Regions from separate parts of the Homo sapiens genome. Here region 2 is linked to region 1. A link is an interaction called in ENCODE POLR2A ChIA-PET data of the cell type or tissue named here. Cell type or tissue: PC-9. All regions are shown on one strand. Links, peaks and the distances in the headings refer to the core of each region. The heading gives the core; the rest is flanking DNA. Region 1 holds the start of LOC124903048 (a long non-coding RNA gene). Region 2 holds the start of LOC101927531 (a long non-coding RNA gene).

What was found. Peaks named below come from ENCODE experiments on the same cell type or tissue, not always from the same donor. Only the 100,000 strongest peaks of a DNase experiment are listed, where the experiment ranks them.
Region 2: POLR2A ChIA-PET joins it to region 1 with 5 read pairs; 3 of 35 experiments call an interaction of 5 or more read pairs at or near these places.

Annotation. Positions count from the first base shown.
Region 1 is chr12:126,404,637-126,409,035 of GRCh38, forward strand. LINC02825 (long intergenic non-protein coding RNA 2825) reads right to left here. Exons shown (of 4, transcript NR_147498.1): 3 at 823-892. LOC124903048 (a long non-coding RNA gene) reads left to right here and starts at 291. Exons shown (of 2, transcript XR_007063515.1): 1 at 291-412; 2 at 1,456-2,789. In PC-9, for the core only: no CTCF peak of the experiment used is centred there; no DNase peak of the experiment used is centred there; H3K27ac peaks cover 1,120 bases.
Region 2 is chr12:126,354,529-126,358,927 of GRCh38, forward strand. LOC105379613 (a long non-coding RNA gene) reads left to right here. Exons shown (of 3, transcript XR_001749379.1): 2 at 726-769; 3 at 2,549-3,199. It overlaps LOC101927531 (a long non-coding RNA gene), which reads left to right and starts at 3,491. Exons shown (of 3, transcript NR_187677.1): 1 at 3,491-3,609; 2 at 3,698-4,399. In PC-9, for the core only: no CTCF peak of the experiment used is centred there; no DNase peak of the experiment used is centred there.

The DNA of each region.
Region 1 (4,399 bases), core at 285-4,284:
TATTTGTGGCAGAAACGCATGAATGAATATGATGATTATTTACTTATGAACCTAATCAGAGATTCAGGCATCAGTCTTCCCAGGATGAACTCAGATGGACTTGGTTCAGAAGGAATAAATTACAGGGCGTGTCCATTTGTGATGCACCTGCATAATATGTGGATGTTGTTTTCACACGATTATGACTGCCATGATACATGAATTTTGCATGGTTCTACTTTAAAGGATATAGTTGTTAAGTTGCCAAATTTATAACTTTAGATATTATTCCAATTTGTTTTTGTTTTCAGATAGAATTTCCGTCTGTCTCCCAGGCTGGAGTGCAGTGGCACGATCTCGACTCACTGCAACCTCCACCTCCTGGATTCAAGTGATTCTCCTGCCTCAGCCCCCTGCGTAGCTGGGATTACAGGTGCCCACCACCATGCCTGGCTAATTTTTGTATTTTTAGTAGAAACGGGGTTTCACCATATTGACCAGGCTGGTCTCCAACCCCTGACCTCAAGTGATCCAACGACCTCGGCCTCCCAAAATGTTGGGATGACAGGCATGAGCCACAGTGCCCAGCCAGTTTTCCAATTGGAAACGGCCACCTGAAACTTTTTTTAATGACTGTGAAATATGACTTGTCATTAAATGATCAGATTTTAAAAGACCTAGAAAACTCAAAAGAGGTAACAATGAAGTAACTATTTCTAACATAAAATAATTTCCTCCTCACCCACCTTGCTCAGATTTCCTAGGTCACCTTGAAAGGATCCGTGCTTTAGAAGCAAACCTTAACAACGATGTTCCTGTCATTTAACACTTAAAAAAGCCTACCTTTTGATTCTAATGAATTGATGTATCTTTTTGATGGTCGTTTCTAACAGAGATGAAGAGCTCTATCCTTCTGGCAAGATAAAATGAGGATAATTAACCTCTAGGAAAAATAGGGGTACAGTTTTAAAACGCATAAAAAGCAGTTTTTTTGTTTTTTTTTTTTGAGATAGGGTCTCACTGTGTGGCCCAGGCTGGAGTGCAGTGGTGCGATCTCTGCTCGCTGCAGTCTCCACCTCCTGTGCTCAAGTGATCCTCCCACCGCAGCCTCCTCAGTAGCCGGAACTATTAGTGTGTACCACTACGCCCAGCTAATTTTGGTATTTTTGTAGAGATGGGGTCTTGCTATGTTACCCAGGCTGGTCTCAAACTCCTGGGTTCAAGTGATTCACCCACTTTAGCCTCTCAAAGTTCTGGGACTGCAGATGTGAGCCACAGTGTCTGGCCTAGCAATTATTCTTAACTGCAGTGTAGTTTCTGAGGGCAAAGTCAGTTTTGGACTTAATTTATGTTTATTTAAAAAGGATATTTTTCTACTTTTTCCTTTCTCACCTCAAGTGCCAGCAAACTAGAGCTGAAAAGTCTTCAAATCTATTGGCCTCCTGTGCTTTTCACTGTTTATTGTCTCTTCAACAGGCACTCTCCCTCTTCCTTCTATGACAAGGACCCTGATTCGACACGGCTGCCCATGTTCCCAGCTCCAGGAGATAAACGAAGTCAAACCTAAGCCACTCATGACAAATTTGTCTCCTGTGTAATTGGTCTAGGCACAAGCACATGACCCATTTATAGACAATGAGACAGGTGGGACGTCTTAAAGCACTGGAAATATTTTTCTCCTTGACACATAGAAAGTAGTCACACTTGGTAAAGACCTTCAACTGCGCTCACATTCTGTCCTGCTTTCTGGGGACCACATGATGGTGCCTGAATCAGAGGCAGCCACCTAGGGACCATGAACGACTAAGCCTTAAATAAGCTAAAGAAGGCAGGAGAGGATGGAAAAAGACCTCCAGGAATTTCCAAGTCAACCCTGGGAGTGTCCACCATGGTAGGCTAAACAATGGCCTATCAAAGATGCCCATGTTCTAATTCCCAGGACTGCTAGGTCACTCCCTACATATAATTGAACCTCTGTGGAATTGAAGGATCCATGGAAGAAAGATGAAAACCGTTTGTTTATGTAAAAGACAGAGCAAGTATACTAAAATCACAGAGCGGTCACTTAATAGTAGGTTTTGAAAACTTAATTTGCATGGGAAAATACTATACACAGTTTTAAAATCAAATTGATACTGTCTTGGTGCCATTTTAAAAAATCAGAACAAAATTCTAAATTTGCAGATCTGGTAGCTCTGTAAGTATGGTTTTATGGTAGAGTATGGTTTTTTTTATTCCATATTTTAAAAACAATAGATAAATAAGCTTTCTGCAGTCTATATGCTGAATTACATTAATAGGCACGTATATGTTGTTTACATTATAATTACATTTCCCATATATTATGTCATTGAATCTTTACAAAAACCTGTGTTAAGTATTATATTTCCCAGTTAATTCTAATGCCTAAATGCTTATTATCTAGAAAAGTTTAGAAAACTTTTTCCGTAAAGAACCAGAGAGTAAATATGTTATGGTCTCTATTACGAATACTCAACTCTGCTCTTGTAACAACAAAGCAACCTATAAAATATGTAAATGAATGACTGTGGCTCTGTTCTAATAAAAACTCTATTTGTAAAAATAAGCAGCTCCCCTAGGCCATAGTTTGCCCAACTCTGACCGAGATAATTTATTCCACACTGATTTGTGTATGGTGATCTTGTATGTATGGTGATCTTGTATTCTGCCACCTTGCTGAACTCACTTATTAGTTTTCATCTTTTTTTTTTGTACATTTCTTGGGATTTTCTACATAGACAATTAAACACACACTCCTAAGTGAAATAAACCAAACTCAAAAGGTCAAATACTGTGTGACTTCACTGCAAAAGGCAAAACTATCAGAACAGGAAATAGATTCGTGGTTGTCAGGAGGTGGAGTAGAGTGTGGGTTAGATTACTACGGGGGATGAGGGAGGTTTTGGAGGGATTAAACTAACCCCATGTCTTTGTAGAAGTGGTTAATTTACATATGGTGAAATTTGCTGTTTTAATGTATGGTTCTGCAAAATATATCAAATTTGTCAAATTTTGTAGAACCAAACAAAACAATAAATGTCACCATATGTAAGTTATATTCTAATTGAAAATTAATTCAAAAACCAGATCTCTTGACTTGTTCTGTTCTGTTCTTGGATAAAATCACAGGCACAGTTCAGAGTCTTGCTGATTCTTTTTATTACATAAAATATCTCATTGTAGTAATTGGAGTCTTGTGCAGTATAATATCAAAATTCTGCCTTTTCATTCAATTTAATGTTTCTTTTTTTTCCATTTCAGGCCCTTGTTGAATTAGAACACTGCTGCTAAAATTGAAAGCATGGTAAGTTTTTCTCTTTCTCATTCCTTCTCCATGTCCCCTTCCTATAAAATTGGATAAGAGGAGAGAAAAGGAGGTGAATGAGCAGAACATGTCTTACCTCACCTGCACAGTAAAGACCTGGTGTCAGCACCTCCTAGCTAAAGTGAACTCACCTTTTCTCTTGTTATATGCTTTTGTGAGTTTCTGGAAGAGCATTATGCAATCTGTGGACGTTTTGAGAAGAGTCAATCAACATGTGTTTAGGGGAATCCCACTGTGGTGGGTCATCCTCAAAGGCAGCTCCAACCTCTCCTCCTGCCATGTATGCTCACCCCGCTCCTCTGATCGAGAGAGAGAGTCTCATTCCCCTCCCATAAAACTTATACTGTCAGTTTTCAAATTTAAATTTTATTTAATTAAAGTTACAAATTCAGTGTCTCAATTGCACTAGTATCATTTCCAGTGCCTCATTTCCGGTATTCAATCTACCTTATAGATGTAGATGTTCAGCGTCTACCTTATTGATGTAGATGTACCAGCATCTTCCTGGACGAGCAGGAACTCACAAAATGAGTTTTGTGGCTATGAGGATCATAAGTAATACCTCAGGATTCCAGGAGAGAGTCTCCTTGGAGTTTCTAGTGTGATGACCACACACAGCATTCGACTAGCATTGTTGATGGAGGTTTTTCCATAAGGCAATTCCTCCTCTTCAAACTCACTTCATAGAACTCCAGTTATTTTGAAAATTTCTGCAGCCCAGGGTTCAAGCTGGCTCTCTCTGATTTGGGGTCCTACCCCATAATGCTTATTTGGCTTGTAAAACCCCTCAGCTCCTTGTCACCATCAAGGTGGAGTGGCTTCAGAGCAGTGACAGTTGTGAGACCTATGGATGGGGTATTCTGTTGGCAAAGGCAAGTGCTGTGTGGTGGAGGCGAGCACAGGTTTCTCATGGAATCCAGATGTCCAGCCTCACAGAGAGATGACTTCCTACAAGGCTATCCTGCCAGTTGCTATGTGCAAGGCGTGCTCTATCATCCTCTTCTCTCTGGACATTTAAGCCTTAACCACATCCTCCTTGTGAACAGTTAAGTCCTGAGCTAACTTTAGAGAAAC
Region 2 (4,399 bases), core at 97-4,096, 50 kb before region 1:
ACAGAACTGACATTTTTTAGTAACACTGAGCACATGTGAACTATTTAGACCAAAACAGAGAGTTTTAGAGGGTATTGCTGCTACCTAGCATAAATTAGTTCAATGGAGGTTTAGTCACTATGACACACACACACACACACACACACAGACGATTGTGGACTCCTCTGTCATTTTAGTACGAAATTTAAAGTCAAGGAATCAGTACATTGTTAATCATGACCTTGGATATCTCAGCTTATTTTCAGAAATAAAAGTAATTGTGGCAACAACCACCAGTTAGAATGCCAATGAGAAATGCCAACACAGCATTTAAAGAATGATGAAATAATACATATCTTTTAACAAGCACATTTATTACGACTGGGGATTTTCTTGTGGATTTTCGTCAGACTAACAGGGTGGTGTCACAGAGAAGAAACTCCATGCAAAGAGCTTAGATTTCCATACATTATTTTTCCTGAGAAATTAACCTAGATGCAGTGTTCATGTTTCTCATGTAGGTTCTAGGGAATTCTGGAAGTTCCTGTTGTTCTCACACTTTCTTTCTCACTCTTCCTAAAGATAAAATTGACTAATCTTCAGCATTTTATGCACTGCTCATGACTTTTGTCATATTTGCCATAATGCAGTATTTACCACAGTATAATATATAATGATATTTATGTTATTTACTTAAAATTATCTTTAAACATGCCTATTTAACTCTGATACATATATTTTAAAAGGAAATGACAGCTGCACTACAAATGGAAAACCGCGATCACTTACTGTAAGTAGAAGACAATTATAGAATAAATGTAAAAAAGGCAAAACATTTTGCTTAGATTCTCTGTCTGCTTACTGCTTTGAGGCTGAGTCCTGCTTCCTCTTGGTAAAAAGAAAGGTTAGTAAGTGTCAGATTGATGTTACAGACACAGAAGCAACAACAGACTGAGCCTTCCTACTCAAGGTAATCAGAAAAGCCCACTGTGTATCTGAAAGGAACCACTTCATTACTGTGCTCTTACGTGTTATTTAAGTTTCAGTTACACCACACTGAAAACCATCTGGCTTGCCATGTGAAGCTTCAGAAGTACACATCCCCCACTTTGTTTCTGACATTACCAGATGCACATGGGGATGGGCAGTCCCAGGGAAGCTGTCATGAGCAATCGAAAACACTAATGGCATTTTATTGCCCTGGGCCAAGGCTTGGGCTAGGGATGGGGCATGGGTCCCAGTTCTAGCCACTGAGAGACAAAGAGAGACCCACTGGGAATTCTTGGAAGATTGTTTTTTTCCATGATAAAATCAAATGCAATGTATGAAGCCTCTTCTTTTACCACATTTAGAGCCACAGTGTAAAGAGCTGATGTCTGGTGCTGTGGCAGCCATCATGTTACCATGAGGTACATACCTTCTAAGTAAACCACTGTGCAGAGGTTAGAGTACAGGAGGACAGAAAGAGCCTGGAACCCTGGTACCATATTTGAGTTTCTGGACCAATGTAGAGTTCACCTCCACCTCCAGATATCTCTCTATTTTTTTTTTTTTTTTTTTTTGAGACAGGATCTCACTGTGTCGCCCAGGCTGGAGTGCAGTGGCACAATCTCAGCTCACTGCAACCTCTGCCTCCCGGGCTCAAGCAAACCTCCCACCTCAGCCCCCTAAGTAGCTGGGACTACAGGTGTGTGCCACCATGCCCAGATAATTTTTGTATTTTTAGTAGAGACAGGGTTTCACCATGTTGCCCAGGCTGGTCTTGAACTCCCGAGCTCAGATGATCCACCAACTTTGGCCTCCCAAAGTGCTGGGATTACAGGCGTGAGCCACTGTGCCTGGCCACCTCCAGATATCATAATAAATAAATGCCAAGAATCCTTATGTCTCTACCCTTAAAGAACATGGACATGTTTGCTGAGTAGTTGGTCAGCTACTTGCAGCTAAACACATTTAGAGTAATACACTAGCTATTATTCATGGTTATTACCAATGATTGTCCTGTGGTATATACCACCAGTGTACTTTTCTTCCCCTTAATCAATACGAATTCCAACTATCTTTTTAGAAACTGCTCAAGATTTAATTCCAGGGAGCAGAAGCCAGGAAAGAATTTTATGGTTAGAATTCTTAAGGAAGCGACTTTGATAAAATAAAAACTATGCAGCAAATACACACACACACACACACACACACACACACACACACAGACACACACACACACAGACACACACACACACACACACACACACACAAATACCTGGTACCATATTTGAGTTTCTGGACCATATCTGGAGTTCACCTCCAGATATCTCTCTACTTTTTTTTTTTTGAGACAAGATCTTACTCAAATGCAATGTATGAAGCCTCATATATATATATAAAGATTATATATCCATATAATCTTTAAGCATTAATTTGGATTTGGTCAGAAAAAGAGAGTACAAGTTTTACAGGAATATAGGAGTTAGATCTTACACAAATATGGGTTGAGTTGGGGGACGGAGGTTTTGAAGGCTTCAGTGGAAGATTCCAGACAAAGGTGTTGATTTCAGATCTCTTCTTGCAGCACTAGAGAAGCAGGACCTCAGGAAGAAGCTCCATAAGCTGCCATGAGCACACATGGAGGCTCCTGGAGAGGACGGTGAAGCCACCCCCGGGCAGAATGGTGTCCAGGGGTCGATGTCTTCTGCTTCTTTCTGCCTACCAAATCACTCCTGGGTTCCCCTTAAACCAAGCTCTGACCAGTAGGCTCAGAGGCAAATAGATCAGGGAAATGTACCGCCCAGCCTTAGAAGAAGATGGTGGCACTGATGTGTCAAGAGGAAATATAGCACCTATATATATGTACCAAGGGAAGAGGGGGGGAAGTGTTCAAAATTACATTTCGTTCATTCATCCATTCAAAAAATACTTAACAATCACCTGCTTTATAGCAGTCACTGTCTTGCACCGGGATATAACACGGTACAAACTAGGTGCGATCTTTGCGATTATTAGGTTTATTGGTAGCAGTTGTTGCTGTTACATCTCACTGCTCTCATTGCAAATGTTGATGGTGGCTTTTACGTCTGTGAAAATAAAAAGCATGACCTTTTGATAGTTGTTTGCTGTATGGAAGCCTATTTTACTATGTTTGCATGCAAACTTCTATCTGACCTTAAGCTAATGGGAGCTTGTAAAGAGGTGGAATCGAATGTAAAGTTTGAAAAGACAAGAAAAGAGAAAAGGAAAGGGAAGGGATGGGGAGGGGAGAGAAAGAGAGGGGAGGGAGTCGGAAGAGAGGGGAGGGAGGGGAGGAGAGGGGAGGCAAGAAGGAAGGGGAGGGGAGGGAAAGGGAAGAGAGGGGAGGGAGGGGATAGGGGAGGGACGGGAGGAGAGGGGAGGGGAAGGGAAGAGAGGGGAGGGGAAGAGAGGGGAGGGAGGGAAAGAGAGGGGAGGGGAGGGGAAGAGAGGGAAGAGGAGGGGAGGGGAAGAGAGGGAAGGGAGGGGAGAAACAACAACCATATGTCTTTATTTCCTGTTAGCTCCATTTCTGGCCTTTGGTCTCTTTCTCGGAAAGCAGGCCTCAGTGGCCTCAGTTTCTTCCCAGAACCTGCAATGCCCCACCAAGGTGACAAGAAGTGCAAGGTAGTTAGCTCTCCTTCAGTGCTTATGAGTTGAAGGTGATAACATCTGAAGACCGGTTGTCACATTTGAATTTTTCTTTTTATTTCAGGAGTCGGTTTTCACTGCCAACCAAAGAGGTGACCCCCGCAAAGCAACCATGTTGGGACAGTCCATTTGCTGCGTTTTGATTATTTGCTAAGAGCAAATACCTTTTCTGTTTGGGTTTTGCTTTTAGAAAAAAAATGTGGCAGATGGTGGTGGCTTTCCCCGTCATTGAAAGAAGAAAGGTAGTAACTCTACTGGTGCACTCCTCTGAGTTGTGCTAACAAAGAAGAATGCTGAAAGAAAAGGGAAATGAACACCATTTTCAGGCAGCTTCTCCAAGTTTTTTTGACAGTGTTATAATTTTCCTTTAGCGACTGTTGAAGCAAATATCTGTATTTATGTTCAGATTAAACCGAGAGAGCAAAGACTGCTAAAGCCAGTAATTTCTGGGCTGCAAATGCAGGATAGCTCCAGTGAATTTCAGATTCTTAAAGGTTTTTGCTGTAGCGAATTCATGACACAAAGCATTTGGAGGGAAACCTATTAGAGAAGAAACACATCCTAAATGAGAATTACTGAGGACGGGAGGCTCTTGTCATTTATTGGATTAGTTATAGCACTTTACACAAGCCTGTAATATTTGTTCTGCTGCTGTGGTGTGACTGGTAAAATGAAAAGGTATGTCAAGGGAGTGCTTGACTGACGTTCTTATTTCTTCCGTCTTCTTATATTGCTGGGAGGATTCTACCACTGCAGGGCTAGAAAT